2 separate regions of the Mus musculus genome follow, and region 2 is linked to region 1. The links are chromatin loops, found by intact Hi-C in ENCODE. Cell type or tissue: left cerebral cortex. All regions are shown on one strand. Links, peaks and the distances in the headings refer to the core of each region. The heading gives the core; the rest is flanking DNA.

The links. Peaks named below come from ENCODE experiments on the same cell type or tissue, not always from the same donor. Only the 100,000 strongest peaks of a DNase experiment are listed, where the experiment ranks them.
Region 2: a loop joins it to region 1, with 2.1 times the contacts of the local background. A loop is called at or near these places in 2 of 42 quality-filtered maps.

The regions. Positions count from the first base shown.
Region 1 is chr2:113,048,471-113,057,134 of GRCm38, forward strand. The region is part of intron 1 of Ryr3 (ryanodine receptor 3); the gene reads right to left. Among named protein-coding and RNA genes, the nearest start is that of Ryr3, 160 kb to the right of the region's middle. In left cerebral cortex, for the core only: no CTCF peak of the experiment used is centred there; no DNase peak of the experiment used is centred there.
Region 2 is chr2:113,101,359-113,110,022 of GRCm38, forward strand. The region is part of intron 1 of Ryr3 (ryanodine receptor 3); the gene reads right to left. Among named protein-coding and RNA genes, the nearest start is that of Ryr3, 110 kb to the right of the region's middle. In left cerebral cortex, for the core only: no CTCF peak of the experiment used is centred there; a DNase peak (open chromatin) is centred at 3,456.

The sequences.
Region 1 (8,664 bases), core at 266-8,265:
GAAAGAAAGAAAGAAAGAAAGGAAGGAAGGAAGAAAATAAATTAAAAATAAAAGCAAAGAAGTAATGGGAAAAAAAGAATCATGAAGATATTTGTATTTAAGTTACTTCAGGAAACTTCACTCCCTTCCACAATGATGAAAAGAGAGTGCTACATCTCTAGGAGACCCTTGGTTTACTTTGGTTTCCTTTGGTAAGGAAGGGACAGAGGTACAACTCATTTTTACCCTGTTTTTTCATGATATTTTCACATTTGATGAGTCTCCAGGATAAAGAACTAATCTGAGCCCTCTATAAAAGAACTGAGCTGAACTCTACATGAACACAAGAGTCACTTGGACCACTAGAAGAAATACAAGGATGCCTGGGCCCAAGTCCACTCTAAATGGATGAGAGTCTGGGGAAGGATGCTGAGGTGATCGTTAACAGCTCTGCCAGTAACTGGCACACAGTGAAAAGTATCAAGGTATAAGTGTCAGCTGGGACAGCAGGTATTGTGAAAGAGGTATGGAGTCGCAGGAAAGGATGAGAGCGAATTCTGGATGTGAAAGGCAAGCAGTGAATGAAAGATCAGTCACTGGGCCTCTTTCCCTTGAAGGGGGCTTCACAGGCCACTCTTGACCCTAGACAAAAAAATCTTTTAAGAATATTCCTTTAAAACAAAGACTGATTCCTTTATTGTTCTTTCTTGAGGCCTCATGAGAATTCTTCCCTAGAGACAGGGACAAGGTAGGAAGATGATCTGACATATTGAAGTGAATCATCAGAAGCAAAACTCATACCTCGCTGAAGATGCCAAAATCAGGGAATCATAAATTTGCTATAGGGTAGGAGTTTAAAACAGAAACCTTGCTGTGTTAGGGTTCTTGGAGACATTAAACCAATAGGAGTTGCACACACACACAGATTTATCACAAAGCTAGCATTTACGGAGGCCAAAAATTCTTGTGATATGACAGTCACAAGTGACAGGAAGCGAAAGCTGCTGCTGTAAATCCAGGAGTCTGAAGTTGAGAGAGACAGGAGTTCTGAAGCCCAAAAGTAGAAGACAGATGACAGCTCAAGGAGGGAGGGTGGGATTTGCAATCCCTATGCTTTTGTCTTGTTTTGCTTTCTAAGCCCTATACCCACTGAAGGATATCCAGCCACCCTGCTAGAACATGCATCCTCCTAACTCTATCTCCTCACTCAATGCAGACACCTTCTAGAAATACCCTAAGAGACACTTCCAGAAAGGTTTTACCTCTTCCCTGAGTATTCCTGAATCCTGTGACCTTGAACATGAAATGAGTCCTCACACCAACCAACATATCAGCAAATCATTATTAAGTGTTCTAATGTACTGGGATATGACTATGACATGTAACTGCTATATATCTTGACATGTAACTTACCAATTCTTTCTCCAATCTATTCTCAGTTTGCTTCATGACGACTGTGGATGACTTTCTGGTAACTTCAAATAAGAGTAAGTGGAACTCTCATCAATGATTAACATTCTATCCCTAAAGTAAATAAAGAGCTATATAGCTAGGGACACTTAAGTCTCAAAGCATTTAGCTGAAACAGATTAAAGTCTATTTCTGACAGCAACACATTTTCTTCCCAGTAGCAGGAGCTACAAGACCTCAACAGGTTGCCAAGTTAATATCTATCCACCTAACTTTTCCTTTGGCAGTTTTTCCTATATGGCAACAGAGAAAGAAACTTTGGCCTTTCTTCTAAAGTGCATGGATTCTATTCCACATTATTAATTAACATATGTAAGTAAATGTGTTTCTGGCAAGCTTCTGAACACATAGTTCATTTGCAGGTGGTTATTTATATACTCAACACACACACACACACACACACACACACACACACACACATATACATACAATGCTCTTCATTCATTATGCAACATACATGATCCAGGAGATTGGGAGCCAGTCTCTATATAGTTTTAGATGATAAATTCCTGGGCCAGTTTTGAGGTAAACTTCAGCATCCATTCCTTTCCTATAGAGCAGGTCAGTGGTGGAAAAATATTTATCATATAGCTGCTACTAGTTGTTGCTCTGATAGTTTATGACTGAAGCTAATACAAAGCCAGAGCCCTTTATAGCAAAGTCTAAAAATGCTCATCTCTACCTGCGAAACCCCAGAAGGTTCTCATGATGTCATATCTCCTCATACGTTTTGTGCCAATATATTTCTATTTCAAGACAAGAGAAGGGAAAATGTTCAATCAAAATCACAGGGAGTCTAACGTGGAGTTTGCAGGTTGGTGTAGTCATCAAACTCAAACCTCTCAGTAGCTCAAGACAGAAGTTGAAACAGAACTATGAGAGGGGAAATTCATGTGCAAAGCCACAAAGATAATATGTAAAATATAACCTAATGGTGTGGTGCACAGTTCATTTTCTGATTGCTAGCTTTCTGTTGGGAATAGGGAAATTAGTTCAGTTGGTAAAGTGCTTACCTCAAAAGCACGAGAATGAGTTTGGTCCTCAGAACCCACATAAAAGTGCTGAGCATAATGGCATGTGCCTGCAATCCCAGTACTGGGAAGGGAGAAGAGGGAGATCCTTGTTGCTTTCTGAGTGGCTAGCCTAGCCTAACCGGGAGCTTCAGTCTAATGAAAGACTCTGCCTCAGAGGATATGGGTGGCATCCCTGGTAATGACATCTGAGATGTTCCTCAGATTTCTACTCATATGTGCACACAAGTGTACACTCACCCCCACCCCACTTATATAAAAATGATTTCTCTAAATTTGCTTGCTGGCTTGCCTGCTCAGCCTACAGTCTGTGTCTGTTAACTAGTTAATCCTCTTGGCAGTCTGCAAGATCAATTATTTAGGCATTTTTTGATAGTTATTTATACTGAGGAATTCCAAATTCCAAGCAGAAAGGAAATTTATTATTCATCTGCCAGTATGGCAAGGATTGATATATGGAAGCTGCCAACAGTCTGTTATCCACCGAGGTCAGAGTAAGACAGAACAATCCTAAAAAATGTAGCAGAAGAGATTGAAATGAGATATGAGAAAGGACCGACTAAAAGTGAGGGCTAAGCACCACCATAAATTATCACGATTCAGTTATATTTATTTACACAGTAACCACGGAGATAGCTATCTTTCCTGGTATATTGAAAATGTCTTGTGGTGAGTGCCCTGTGAGAAGACAGAACCATAGGAGCAGTCATTTAAAATGCTATATTTGGCTGGTCTAACCAGTTACGGACTCTTGTTACCCATGCAGTAAAGAACCTGAGGTCCATGAATACACAGACTGTGTAAACGTCCCTCTAGTGCATTTAAGCAGGGCATCAATGCAAAGAAGTGATGAAGCCTTCTGGTCCTCCTTAACAAGGGTCACATTTTTGCCTATTTTTTCTAAAACCAACACCTAGGAACCAGCATCCCCAGGCCCCGTCCCTTGACAACATGGCAGTCACATCCATTTGTTCAATCGCATGTCCTGCCATCTGCTCCTGCAGCCAATGGCCTTCATCACAGGTTCCCTGTGGCTTGTGAGCTGCAAGCCGTCCTATCTTGAGACACTGATCTTGACTTGACTTGACTTTTGTGTGTGGTGCGGATCCTGTGTCTCTCTTCTGAAACAAACATTTTTGGCTTCTGAGGTGATGCACTAATTGCTGGTTGGCTTCTCTGTCAGCCAGCCTCTCACACCTTGTCAGCCAGCCCCTCACACCTTCCCCATCGAGGTGTTTCTAGCCCTGTCCTCAGCCTGTTCTATATTATTGACCTGCTAAACCCGTTCAAGTCACTGATCTCAATTGGGACTTTCTTCCTCATGACTCCTAAAGCTTTTATCAGCTCTCACCCCTGGTGTTAAATGCTGTTCATCTCCATCTGGACATCCAATTGAAAGTCAATTCATCTGAAAACTCGCCAGTATTTTTACCTTTAGAGCTGTTTCATCTGTACTTTCTCCACTGTGACAAGTGTAACCATTCACTCACACAGCCACGGATAAATATGGAAGCCACCCACAGCTACTCTCTCTTACATATACAATAGAATTCTCTTGGCTTTTCGCTGCTTCATTCCCACTGTGGGCATCTTAGTTTGGGCCCTTAGAATGACAGCACTAATGCCAGCAAGATTTTGCTGAAAGCACCCTGATATAGCTGTCTCTTGTGAGGCTATGCCAGTGCCTAGCAAACACAGAAGCGGATTCTCACAGTCATCTATAGGATGGAACACAGGGCCCCCAATGGAGGAGCTAGAGAAAGCACCCAAGGAGCTGAAGGGGTCTGCAACCCTATAGGTAGAACAGCAATATGAACTAATTAGTACCCCACAGAACTGTGTCTCTAGCTGTATATGTAGCAGAAGATGGCCTAGTCAGCCATCAGTGGGAAGAGAGGCCCCTTGGTCTTGCAAACTTTATATGCCCCAGTACAAGGGAACGCCAGGGCCAAGAAGTGGGAGTGGGTGGGTAGGGGAGCAGGGCAGGGGAGGGTATAGGGGACTTTTGGGATAGTATTTGAAATGTAAATGAAGAAAATATCTAATAAAAAAATTGAAAAAAAAAAAAGAAAAAAGAATGACAGCACCAGCTTTCATTCTGAGTCTAGCCTTCTTCTCTTCTAACTCTCAGTGTTTCCAACCCAATGAAGCCAGAATCTGAGATGCTCCACAGCTCAAAATTCTTGCTTGATTCCCCAATAACATTCAGATTTTATGGCTGAAATCCAGGCTCTTTGTCATCTAGTCCCTGCATCATTCTGCATATGCTCAGGTCCTCTGTCTTCCCCACCAAAATGCTCATCTTCAGCCCCATGGAGCTACTTAGTCATAGCCTCATTTGTGAGCCTTTGCACATGCAGCTCTGTTGGTCTGGCAGACATATCTCTATGACTTTCCTCATTTTCACATACTTTTCATATATAATCCAACCTTGGCAGATCTACCATTGTGCTTTGATACCTACAGTATACACTCTATAGATGCTAGTCAATTTTTCACTACTATACCAAAACATATGAGAAATTTTAATTTCCAGAGGAAAAATATTTGGGACAATAGTTTCCAAGTTTTAAGTACAAGCTTAGTAGAGCTTATTATGTTTTGAACCTGTGGGGAGACATTCCTTGGCAGGGATGCACGGTAGAAGATGATGCCCAGCTTATTGGGCCAGCAAGCAGAAACAGGGGATGAAACAGTGAGGGAAGGGAGAGGGAGAAGGAGAGGGAGAGAAACTGAGAGAGGGAGCAGGAAGTGGAGAGGAAACAGAACAGGGAGGAGGAGAGGAAATGGGAGAGGAAGAGAGAGAATGAATCCTAACATCCCCTTCCAGTACCTGTTCATAGTAACCCAACTTCTGCTCCCCAGGCCACCTCTCCTCCCAGTACTATCACAGGCTAGTAATGGAGCCTGAAACACAAGTACTCTCAGAAGACAAGTTTATCAGCAACAGCACCCAGGCATAGCCTTACCACCTTGCACTTGTACACTGTTTGGCTCTCAGTTTGTTTCCTGGCTGTGGGTTCCCTGAACGCCTGACTCTTTTTGTGTAGGATAAACCTACCTAATACAAGTGAAAAGAACATGGTTTGTCTTAGCTGGGTCTCCTATTTAAACTTAGAGTATGCCATAACAAAGTTAAAGGTTAATTTACAGTTTTTGTTAACCTGGACCACTGCAGGGAGGCATAATTGAAAAGAGAAAGGTGGCATTACCTGTAATGTTACCTGTAAGCTAGCCTAAGTTTCATATCTCATAGAGAAGAGGTATGACAGGCCTTCCAGGCTTATTTCTTTGGTTTGAGAGTATTCTACAGGGATGCAGCATCTCCTCTTTTGGGCTTCCAGCTCAGCAGAAGGCCCAGGTTTGGTCAGTACACTAATATTTACATGGTCGAGTGAACCCTTCATCTTCAGAAACCCCACAGCATGAAGCCAGAGAATATCCCCCTGCCTCAAACAGAATACTCACTATGTTTCTTGGTGTTTTGAGTTGTTGACTCTTTAAAGACACAAACCCATTTCCCAAGTCTCAGCTGAGGAGAACTCGCCAACTCCAAGTCTGAAACAAGTTGTTCACCTCTCCATGACTTCCATGAAAAGACACAAGGAATAGGAGTGCTATCTTAGTTTCTTTCCCTGAGGCTGTGAGGATGAAACACTGACGAAAGCAACTGCAGGGAGAGTTCATTCAGGCTTTTCACAGGAGAAGTTGAAGTGGCAGGGTGCTCAAGGCAGCTGGTCACAGTCAGAAGAGGACAGTGAATGTGTGCTGCTGCCCAGGTCCCTCTCTCCAATTCCAGAGTGGAGTGTTCTCTGCTTCCTCTCTCCACCCTCATGGCTCTGCTCCTGTCTGTCTGTCTGTCTGTTTGTCTGTCTGTTTACATGTCCACTTGTCTGCCTCTATCCCTTCCCCAGGCCCTCACTTCTCACCCCTCCCCCAAGTAAACCCCTTTCACACCAGGTCTGTTGCATAGCGTCATTTCTCAGGGGCACACCCTGGCATGGGCCCACAGTCCTAACCCAGGGGATGGCCTAGCCATATTGTGGTCTGTCCCTATCCATGTAATCAAGATAATGGTCATAGGCATGTTCAAAGGCTCATCTCCTAGGTGAGACTAGATTCTATCAGGTTAACAGTTAACACTAACCATTACAGGAATGTCTGACTCAGACACCCTCTCAATGAAACTGCTAATTTAATCTCTGTATGAGTGAGTGTGTGTGTGCACATAAACAAACATATACATACACACACGCAAATGGAGAGAGAGAGAGAGAGAGAGAGAGAGAGAGAGAGAGAGTGTCTAGATTATTTGTAAGTTAACCAAGTATTTACCCTGCCAGAGCTAATATTTCTCTCATAAAGATTATTTTTTTATAAAGGTTATATTTTCTTTTGTCAGAAAAGTCATGAACCAAAGCCTAAACGTGGTAAATAGGATGCAGTGTTGCCTTCTTGATTTCCAAGCACAACAGGATGTGTGGTATAATGAGGGCATAGTCATCATTTGCATACAGTTCTACATCCTTAGGATGTTGAACTGCCACTATTTATACTACACCATTTGGTGTCTTTTGCATCAAATGTACAGAATCGCTGTGAATCCTATTTCATAGTTATCTTTCTTCGCCAGTGCAGGTGATGGAATCACATTTCTGTTTCTTTATGGGTAAGTAATTGACATATAGGACTTCCTCACCCAGACAATCAGTGAGCCAGATGGTTTTTGTTTTTTTGTTTTTTTCCTCCCATGTCACATAATAGACATTTATGGTAAGATTGTTCCAGAATAGAAACACAGTCACATGTCACTTAATGACAAAGATACATTCTTAGAATCCCACTAGCAGATGATCTCATTATTGCGCAAACATCATAGAATATACTTAAGCAAATGTAGATGGTAGTGTCCTGCAGCAAATTTAGATTGAAAGGAGCAATAAACAGTTGGCTTAAAATGCAAACAAACCGTAGTCTGTATAAAAATGCATTCTTTAAATCATTATCCTGTAAGCTTTTTCCTTTTCCTTTTCTTTTCTTTTCTTTTCTTTTCTTTTCTTTTCTTTTCTTTTTTTTTTTTTTAATTTAATGTAGTTCAGGGATCAAACCCAGGGCCTCACACATTCTAGAGCTGCTCAGCACTGAGCTACGCACACAGCTTATATCTTCTTTATTTTAAATCATGTATTTTAGATTACCTTAAAATATTTTGTTAAAAACTGAGAGACAACACAAGCATTAGTTTAGGTGTACATGTAGTTAGACTAATCAGCTCCCAATAACTTCTTCCACAATCCCTTCTTAGTTCAGGAGAAATACAAGCACACACATATGTATATACAAATAGAAGTCCCTCCCTGCAACATGCACGAGTCTACTCTAAAATAGTAAAAAAAGTAATAAATATATAAACCAGTAACATTTATTATGAACTGTGCATAATTGTCTGTGTACACTTTGATGTGACTGGCACTAGGGTGGGTTTGATGGTGGATTGAGTGTCAATTTCCCATATAATGATGGTTATGGTCGTCAAGAAGTAAGACTTTTCAGCTTTAGCATAATCGTATGGGACCAGCAATGAAGTCATATATGGTGCATTTCTCAGCCTATGTCTCTGCTATTCAGTGATGTGTGACTACCTTCCTAGTTTAGGGCAATCTGTCTCCCAAAGAGCTATTATAACATAACACATTTTATGTTTTATTATAACGTAAAAGAAAGAGACACATGCTTCATTGATGAACCCCTATTTACTATTGTATATTTACTGAGGTATACACCTGTGGTAGAGCTCTTATCTAGCATACATGAAGCCCTCAGTTCAACTTCCCTGTACTGTAGAAACAAAACAAAATAAATACTTAATCCTCAGCACTGCCATAAATGTGAAAAACTATAAAACAGGCTATGTGACAAATTCTGTGGACTTACTGTGAAGTCAAGAGAAATTTTCATTTGTCTGGCAAAAAAGGTTATTATGCGGTCCATGACCTATACAAGCTCCCATACAGCTAACATTAACCTCTCTTCAAACTAGACACAGCCTATGAGTTACCTATATCTGGGCCAGAATATAATGTAATATAAATGGACACAGAAGGCATAAAAGACATTTGAGTACAAATTAATAATTTTTAAGGCTTTAAAAATAAATTTTTCTCTAATATGGTGCTTGACATTT
Region 2 (8,664 bases), core at 169-8,168, 53 kb after region 1:
AGGAGATCCCTTAGGGCATCTCTTAGTACTACCATGTCCTGTGATTAAAGTCAATGGGAAACTACAACAGCCTAATCCAAGCAGGATGACAAAGGACGCAGACCCATCAGGAATGAAGGTATGGGTCAATCCTCCAGGAAAAGAGCCAAGACCTGCTGAGGTGCTGGCTGAAGGTGAAGGAAATACAGAATGGGTAGTAGAGGAAGGTAGTTATAAATACCAATTAAGGCCACGTAACCAGTTGCAGAAACGAGGATTATAAAGTAATATGAATGCCCATTGTAAATTTACTAATGCATTTGCGATTGTACGAGGGATAGTTATATCATGTTAGGCGTATTTACAACCTTGTTATTGTTTCATGTGAACATGAGATATTATTTGTGTCAAGTTGACAAGGGATGGATTGTAGTGGCTATTCCTGGTTGTCAACTTGACAATATTTGGAATGAACTACAATCCGGAATTGGAAGGCTCACCAGTGACCCTTATCTGGAGGCTTGGAGATCCTTATCTGGATCTTGGTTTGAAGATCTTGATCCATAGTGGCTATGGATTCCAGAAGATTGAATCTCCGAGTTTAAGGAACACACCTTTAATCTGGGCTACGCCTTTCATCTGGGATTAAAGGTGTGGTGGAACACACCTTTAATCTGGGCTACACCTTCTGCTGGAGACAATATAAGGACATTGGAAGAAGGGAGTCTAGCTCGAGCTCTTGCTCCTTCGCCTGCTTGCTGCGTGAGACTGAGTAACTGCTAGATCCTTGGACTTCCATTCACAGCTGCGACTGAACAATTGTTGGGAATTGGGCTGCCGACTGTAAGTCATCAATAAATTCCTTTACTATCTAGAGACTATCCGTAAGTTCTGTGACTCTAGAGAACCCTGACTAATACAGGTCTCAATTATGTTTGTTTGTTTGTTTGTTTGTTTGTTTTTTCCCAAAGCAATCACCCTAGAAGCAGCAAGACCTCAAACAAAATCTAGGAGCATATCTTTTGTGTTCCCGTGGCATGGTGTACTATAGCAATCCCAACTTTTAACAAAGCTGAAAACATCCATTCTCCTTGCTTCTACCTCTAACTTGATGAGGACAGGGGTCATATATTGTATCTGCTCCTTACTCTGCCTTAAGTATATGTCCTGTCACAGGGCAAGTGCTAGAAAATGCCTGGAAAATGCCTGCTTAGCCTTAATCTGTATAGACAATGGGCCTGGTGGGGCTTTATCTTAGTTACTGGGTCAGATTGGTTTTGTTTGCTCTTTTTTTAATCTATTTTTTATTAGATGTTTTCTTTCTTTACATTTCAAATGCTATCCTTTTTCCTGGTTTCCCCTCCAAAAAAAAAAAAAAAAAACCCTATCCCCTTCCTCCTCCTCCACCTGCTCACCAACCCACCCACTCCTGCTTCCTGGCCCTGCATTCCCCTATACTGGATTATAGGGCCTTCACAGGACCGAGGGCTTCTCCTCCTATTGATGTCTGACAAGGCCATCCATCCTCTGCTACATATGCAGCTGGAGTCATGAGTCCTTGGAACTCATGTGTTTTCTTTGGTTGGTGGTATAGTCCCTGAGAGCACTGGGGGTGGGGGTGGGGCAGGGTCTGGTAAGTTCATATTGTTGTTCTTCCTATAGGGTTGCAAACCCCTTCAGCTCCTTGGATCCTTTCTATAGCTCCTTCATTGGAGACCCTGTGCTCTGTCCAAAGGATGGATGTGAGCACCCACTTCTGTATTTGTCAGGCACTGGCATAGCCTCTCAGGAGACAGTTATATCAGAGTCCTGTCAGCAAGCTCTTATTGGCATCCACAATAGTGTCTGGGTTTGGTGTTTGTATATGGGATGGATCCCAGGTGGGGCAGTCTCAGGATGGTCATTCTTTCAGTCTCTGCTTTGCTCTTTGTCTCTGTAACTCCTTCCATGGGTATTTTGCTCCCCCTTCTAAGAAGGATCAAAGTATCCACACTTTGGTCTTCCTTCTTCTTGAGCTTCATGTGGTCTGTGAATTTTATCTTGGGTATTCCAAGCTTCTGGGCTAATATTTACTTATCATTGAGTGCATATCATGCATGGAGAAAGAGGAACACTCCTCCATTGCTGGTGGGATTACAAGGCAGTACAACCACTCTGGAAATCAGTTTGCTGGTTCCTCAGAAAATTAGACATAGTACTACCTGATGCTCCAACTGGTAATAAGGACACATGCTCCACTATGTTCATAGCATCCTTATTTATAATAGCCAGAAGCTGGAAAGAACCCAGATGTCCCTCAACAGAAGAATGGATACAGAAAATGTGGTACATTTATACAACGAAGTACTATGCAGCTATTAAAAACAATGAATTTATGAAATTCTTAGACACATGGATGGATCTGCAGGATATCATCCTGAGTGAGGAAACTTAATTGTTTGCTCCTTTTATTCCTTCTATATGAGTGTAGTTCATCATGTGGCCTTATCAGATCCAAACAGCATCATGTGGCCTTATCAGATACAAACATCATCTTATACTTACAAAACAGGCCAAGGATCAGGAAAGTAAGTCAAGTGTTCATTCAATACCTGCACTTAATTTTAAAATTTAATTTGTTTGTTTTTTTTTTCCTGAGAAGTAGAAACATGTTACAAGCTTAAGAGTTCTTAGTCCAATGCTCCATCGGTCCTTGACTTGATTTCCTCAAACTGACTTCTTTCTGATTAACATTTACATCTAAAAATGGGAATGATAAAGTCTATATAATCAAGATGTGAAAATGACAGGTGAGACATATAGCTACCTCCATTTTAAATAAAATAAAATAAAAAGTCAGCACAAAATCCATAGAAGTTATCCTGCCCTTCAGAATTGATAAAATGTTAGCCAAGCCCCCATCACAAGTGCATTAAAATTCTGGGGGTTGGGGACTTGTGGTGGTCCTACATTGATACCCTCAAATGTCACTGGCTAAACATCTGACTCATTATGTCACCTTTCTCTGTATGTCTCTACCTCTTAGTATCTGTGTGTCTCTGCCTTTCTATCTCTGTCTCTCTCTCCCTTCATGCCCCGCCCCCATGTTTTGCTGTAGATAAGAAGGGAACCAACTCCCTTTTCTTGTTCAGCATCTATAGGTGAACAGTACATCTATTTCCTCCATGCAGTTCCAGTTTTTAAAACCATGGTTTGGTTCTCCATGGGAGAAAGTGTGATTATGTTAACACATTAAGGACTACAGTGGAAAGTCACCTATTGTCTGATAAATTCATAATTACAGGTTGCATCTCTGTTCTCACAGAGGCACCACAACAGTCTCTTCCTCCTTAATGCAGCTCGTAGAGAGGGAGGCTTTAAGTCATTTAGGAGACCAGCTGTGTTGTAGTTTGGCTGCAAAATAACGAAAGTTCTGAAGTGTGCTTGGCATATATTCTGAGGAGAAGCATACGCTGCTTATGCAGGCAAAATGCCCTATTGCTGCAGAAGCCTTGGTGAAGTTACATGGGGATGTTACACATATGTAGCACATCAATGCCAGCGCCTGTGCTGCTGAGTACACACTGTCACTTGATCCTTCTGTTTCGCATCTCGAAAATGGGCATCAGTTCAATTTGGAACTGCATAAGCAGGGAAGGTTAGAAATAGTACCTTCTCAACAACCTCAGCAAATGCTTACATTTTACAGATCAAGAAAGACGTCATGGCATAAGGCATTAGAATTCTTTGGTTACAAGATCTGATAAAGGTACGTATTTGTGCCCTAAATATGGTAGAACACCTTACCAGAAATATACTTACATCTTTTCTAACTAAAATCCAGACAAGAAAATCTAGATTAAAAATGAATGGGTAGATGAAGGAAGATGAGAAGGAAAGACCAGAATCAAATGTTTAAACCAGAGGCCATCAGTCCCAGGGTCCCACTGATGACTACGGGGCACAGAGCCTCCTTCCAATGGCCTGTACCATTTTCTTATTGAAATAGATCTGTGTCTTCCAGGAAAGTCAATGGCATCAGACGTTGGGCTGATGTGTCTTAGATGTTTGTTCAAGTTGAAGAATTTAAACTGCTATCCTTCCATTACTCAAAGAAATTTGAGGGCATAGCAACCTTTCCAGTGCATTTTTAAATTCACCCATCCCTCACATATCTACTTATTTTTGAAGTAAGATTAGTTGAAAGCTAGTCTTCAAACTCAGTGTTCTCCTGCCTTATACTCCCAAGTTCTGGAATCACAGGTCTGTCACACCATTCTTAGTATGCCTGATTACTGATTCTCTTTTTTTGTTTGTTTGTTTGTTTTGTTTTTTGTTTTTGTTTTGTTTTGTTTTATTAGGTATTTATTTCATTTACATTTCCAATGCTATCCCAAAAGTCCCCACCCGCTCCCCCACCCACTCCCACCTCCAAGGCCCTGGCGTTGCCCTGTACTGAGGCAGATAAAGTTTGCACGAACAATGGGCCTCTCTTTCCACTGATGGCTGACTAGGCCAACTTCTGATAAATATGCAGCTAGAGACACAAGCTCTGGGGGGTACTGGGTAGTTCATATTGTTGTTCCACCTATAGGGTTGCAGATCCCTTTAGCTCCTTGGGTACTTTCTCTAGCTCCTCCATTGGGGGCCCTGTGATCCATCCAATAGCTGACTGTGAGCATCCACTTCTGTGTTTGCTAGGCCCCAGCATAGTCTCACAAGAGACAGCTATATCTGGGTCCTTTCAGCAAAATCTTGCTAGTGTATGCAATGGTGTCAGCGTTTGGAAGCTGATTATGGGATGGATCCCCAGATATGGCAGTCTCTATTGGTTCTCAACCCCTGATCATTCTCCCTCAGGAAAATTTCCCATTGAATAGCCTTCTTACCTTCATATTTCTAGTCTCTATATTTGGTCTTGGTCTTCTGCCAACCCTAAGCCCCTACCTCCTGAAGGATAAACACAGCCAGCAGATGGCTGTGCACCACTTTGGCATAGAGAGAATATTTTGTGTATTGTATGGATGCATCACCTGTCAATTAAAAAACCTATGGCCTATTGCTTAGGCAGGAAATAGAAGTTGGGTCATTTGGGAGGCAAAAAGATTCTGGGATAGAGCTAGGTTTGAAAGATTTGCCAGGAAGATGTGCATGAATGTAGGCTAAAATAATGATTCTAGTCAGAGAAGAGCTTAGCTATATGGCCAAAGAATTTGTAAATATATTTTGTCTGAGTTTTATTTCTGGGAGCATGGGACTGGGAGGGAGAACTGGACCCCAAGATCAACAAAATGGAGCCTAACTTAATTCCTATTAAAACCCAAGCTTACAGAGCACAAAATGCCTACGGAAAAAGCAAGAAATAGTTAGGCCAGCTGGACAAGAGGTCTGTGAGAGAGAGAGAGAGAGAGAGAGAGAGAGAGAGAGAGAGAGAGAGATTTTTTCTCAGAACAACACAAGACTAATGGCTGGGAAGGAGATTTCTTAGTCAAGAAGCAAGAACCTGAATAGAGATAGTATGAAAGGTGACTTTTTTCCTCATTTTTTAAATTTATTTTTTATTAGATATTTTCTTTATATACATTTCAAATGCTATCCCAAAAGTTCCCTATACCCTCCCTCCACCCTGCGCCCCTACCCACCCACTACAGCTTCTTGGCCCTGGCATCCCCCTGTACTGGGGCATATAAAGTTTGCAATACCAAGGGGCCTCTCTTCCCAGTGATGGCTTACCACTCTGGAAGTCAGTCTGGAGGTTCCTCAGAAAATTGGATATAATACTACTGGAAGATCCAGCAATACCTTTCCTGGGCATACACCCAGAAGAAGTTCCAACTGGTAATAAGAACACATGCTCTCCTATGTTCATAGCAGCCTTATTTATAATAGCCAGAAGCTGGAAAGAACCCAGATGTCCCTCAACAGAAGAATGAATACAGAAAATGTGGTACATTTACCCAATGGAGTACTACTCAGCTATTAAAAACAATGGATTTATGAAATTCTTGGAAAGGTGACTTTTTAAAGAAGCCCCTACTAAACTTAAAAACAAAACAAAGAAGTTGGTATTTGTTGAGGTCAGAGGTGCTGATTCCCCTAGAAATTCTTTTATTGTTGAGAATAGTTTTTATTATCATAGGTTTTATTGTTATTCCAAATGAATTTGAGAATTGCTCTTTCTAAGTCTATGAAGAATTGAGTTGGAATTTTGGTGGGGATTGCACTGAATCTGTAGATTGCTTTTAGCAAGATGGCCATTTTTACTATATTAATCCTTCCATCCCACGACCATGGGAGATCTTTCCACCTTCTGAAGTCTTCTAAGAATTTTCTCCAATTTCTTTCTTCAGAGACTTGAAGTTCTTGTCATACAGATCCTTCACTTGCTTGGTTAGAGTCACATCAAGATATTTTATATTGTTTGTGACTATTGTGAAGGGTGTTGGTTCCCTAATTTCTTTCTCATACCTTTTATCCTTTGAGTAGAGGAAAGCTACTGATTTGTTAGAGTTAATTTTATAACCAGCCACTTTGCTGAAGTTGTTTATCAACTGTAGGAGCTCTCTGGTAGAATTTTGGGGGTCACTTATGTATACTATCATATCATCAGTAAATAGTGATAATTTGACTTCCTCCTTCCCAATTTATATCCCTTTGATCTCTTTTTGCTGTCTAATTGCTCTGGCTAGAACTTTGAGTACTATATTGAATAGGTAGGAAGAGAGTGGGCAGCCTTGTATAGTTCCTGATTTTAATGGGATTGTTTCAAGTTTCTCTCCATTTAGTTTGATGTTGGCTACTGGTTTGCTGTATATTGCCTTTATTATATTTAGGTATGCACCTTGAATTCCTGATCTCTCCAATACTTTTAACATGAATGGGTGTTGTGTTTTGTCAAAGGCTTTTTCTGCATCTAATAAGATAATCATGTAGGTTTTTTCTTTGAGTTTGTTTATATATTGTATTACATTGATTGGTTTCCATACATTGAACCATCCCTGCATCCCTGGGATGAAGCCTACCTGATCATGGTGGATGATCATTTTGATGTGTTCTTGGATTTGGCTTGCAAGAATTTTATTGAGTATTTTTGCATTGGTATTCATAAAGGAAATTGGTCTGTAGTTCTCTTTCTTTGTTGGGCCTTTTTGTGGTTTAGGTGTCAGTGTAACTGTGGCTTCATAGAAAGAATTGGGTAGTCTTCCTTCTGTTTCCATTTTGTGGAATAGTTTGAAGTGTATTGGTATTAGATATTCTTTGAAGGTCTGATATAATTCTGCACTAAAACCATCTGGCCCTGGGGTCTTGTTGGTTGAGAGACTTAATGACTGCATCTATTTCCTTTGGCATTATGGGGCTGTTTATATGGTTTATCTGGTCCTGATTTAACTTTGGTACCTGGTATCTGTCTAGAAAATCATCCATTTCATCCAGGTTTTCTAGTCTTGTTGAGTACAGACTTTTGTAGTAGGATCTGATGATTTTTTAAATTTCCTCAGTTTCTGTTGTGACCTCAACCTATACTATAGCATGATTAAAAACTACATGGTATTGGTACAGTGACAGGCAGGTAGATTAATGGAATAGAACTGAGGACCCAGAAATACACCCATATTCCTATGGTCACTTGATCTTTGACAAAGAAGATACAATCATCCAGTGGAAAAAAGACAGCATTTTCAACAAATGGTGCTGGTTCAACGGTTGGTCTGCAAGTAGAAGAATGCAAATTAATATATACTTATCTCCTTGCACAAAGCTCAAGTCCAAGTGGATCAAGGACCTCCACATAAAGCCAGATACACTGAAACTAATAGAAGAGAAAGTGGGAAGGACCCTTGAGTACTGAACAGAACACCAATGATTTATGCTTTAAGAGCAACAATCAACAAATGGGACCTCGTAGCATTGAAAAGCTTATCAATAGCACAAAATGGCAACTCACAGATTGGGAAAAGATATTTACCAACCCTACATCCAATAGAGGGCTAATATCCAAAATATACAAAGAACTCAAGAAGGCAGACTCCAGAGAACCAAATAAACTACTAAAAAGTGGAGTACAGAGCTAAATAGAGAATTCTCAGCTGAGTAATCTCAAATGGCCGAAAAACACTTGAAATGTTCAACATCCTTAGTCATCAGGAAATGCAAATCAAAATGACCCTGAGATTCCAACTCATACCAGTCAGAATGGCTAAGATCAAAAATGCAGGTGACGGCAGATGTTGACAAGGATGTGGAGAAAGAGGAACACTCTTCCATTGTTGTTGTGATTACAAACTGGTATAACCATTCTGGAAATCAGTCTGGCAGTTCTTCAGAAAAATGGACATAATACTACCTGAGGACCCAGTCATACCCCTCCTAGGCATATACCCAAAAGATGCTTCAACATATAACAAGGACACATGCTCCACTATGTTCATAGCAGCCTTATTTATAATAGCCAGAAACTGGAAGCAGCCCAGATGTTTCTCAACAGAAGAATGGATACAGAACATGTGGTATATATACATAATGCAGTACTACACAGAGATTAAAAACAATGACTTCATGAAATTCCTAGGCAGATAGATAGAACTAGAAAATCTCATCCTGATCGAGGTAACCCAGACACAAAAGAACACACATGATATATACTCACTTTTAAGTGGATACTAACCCAAAAGCTCACAATGCCTATGATACAACCTATAGACCTTA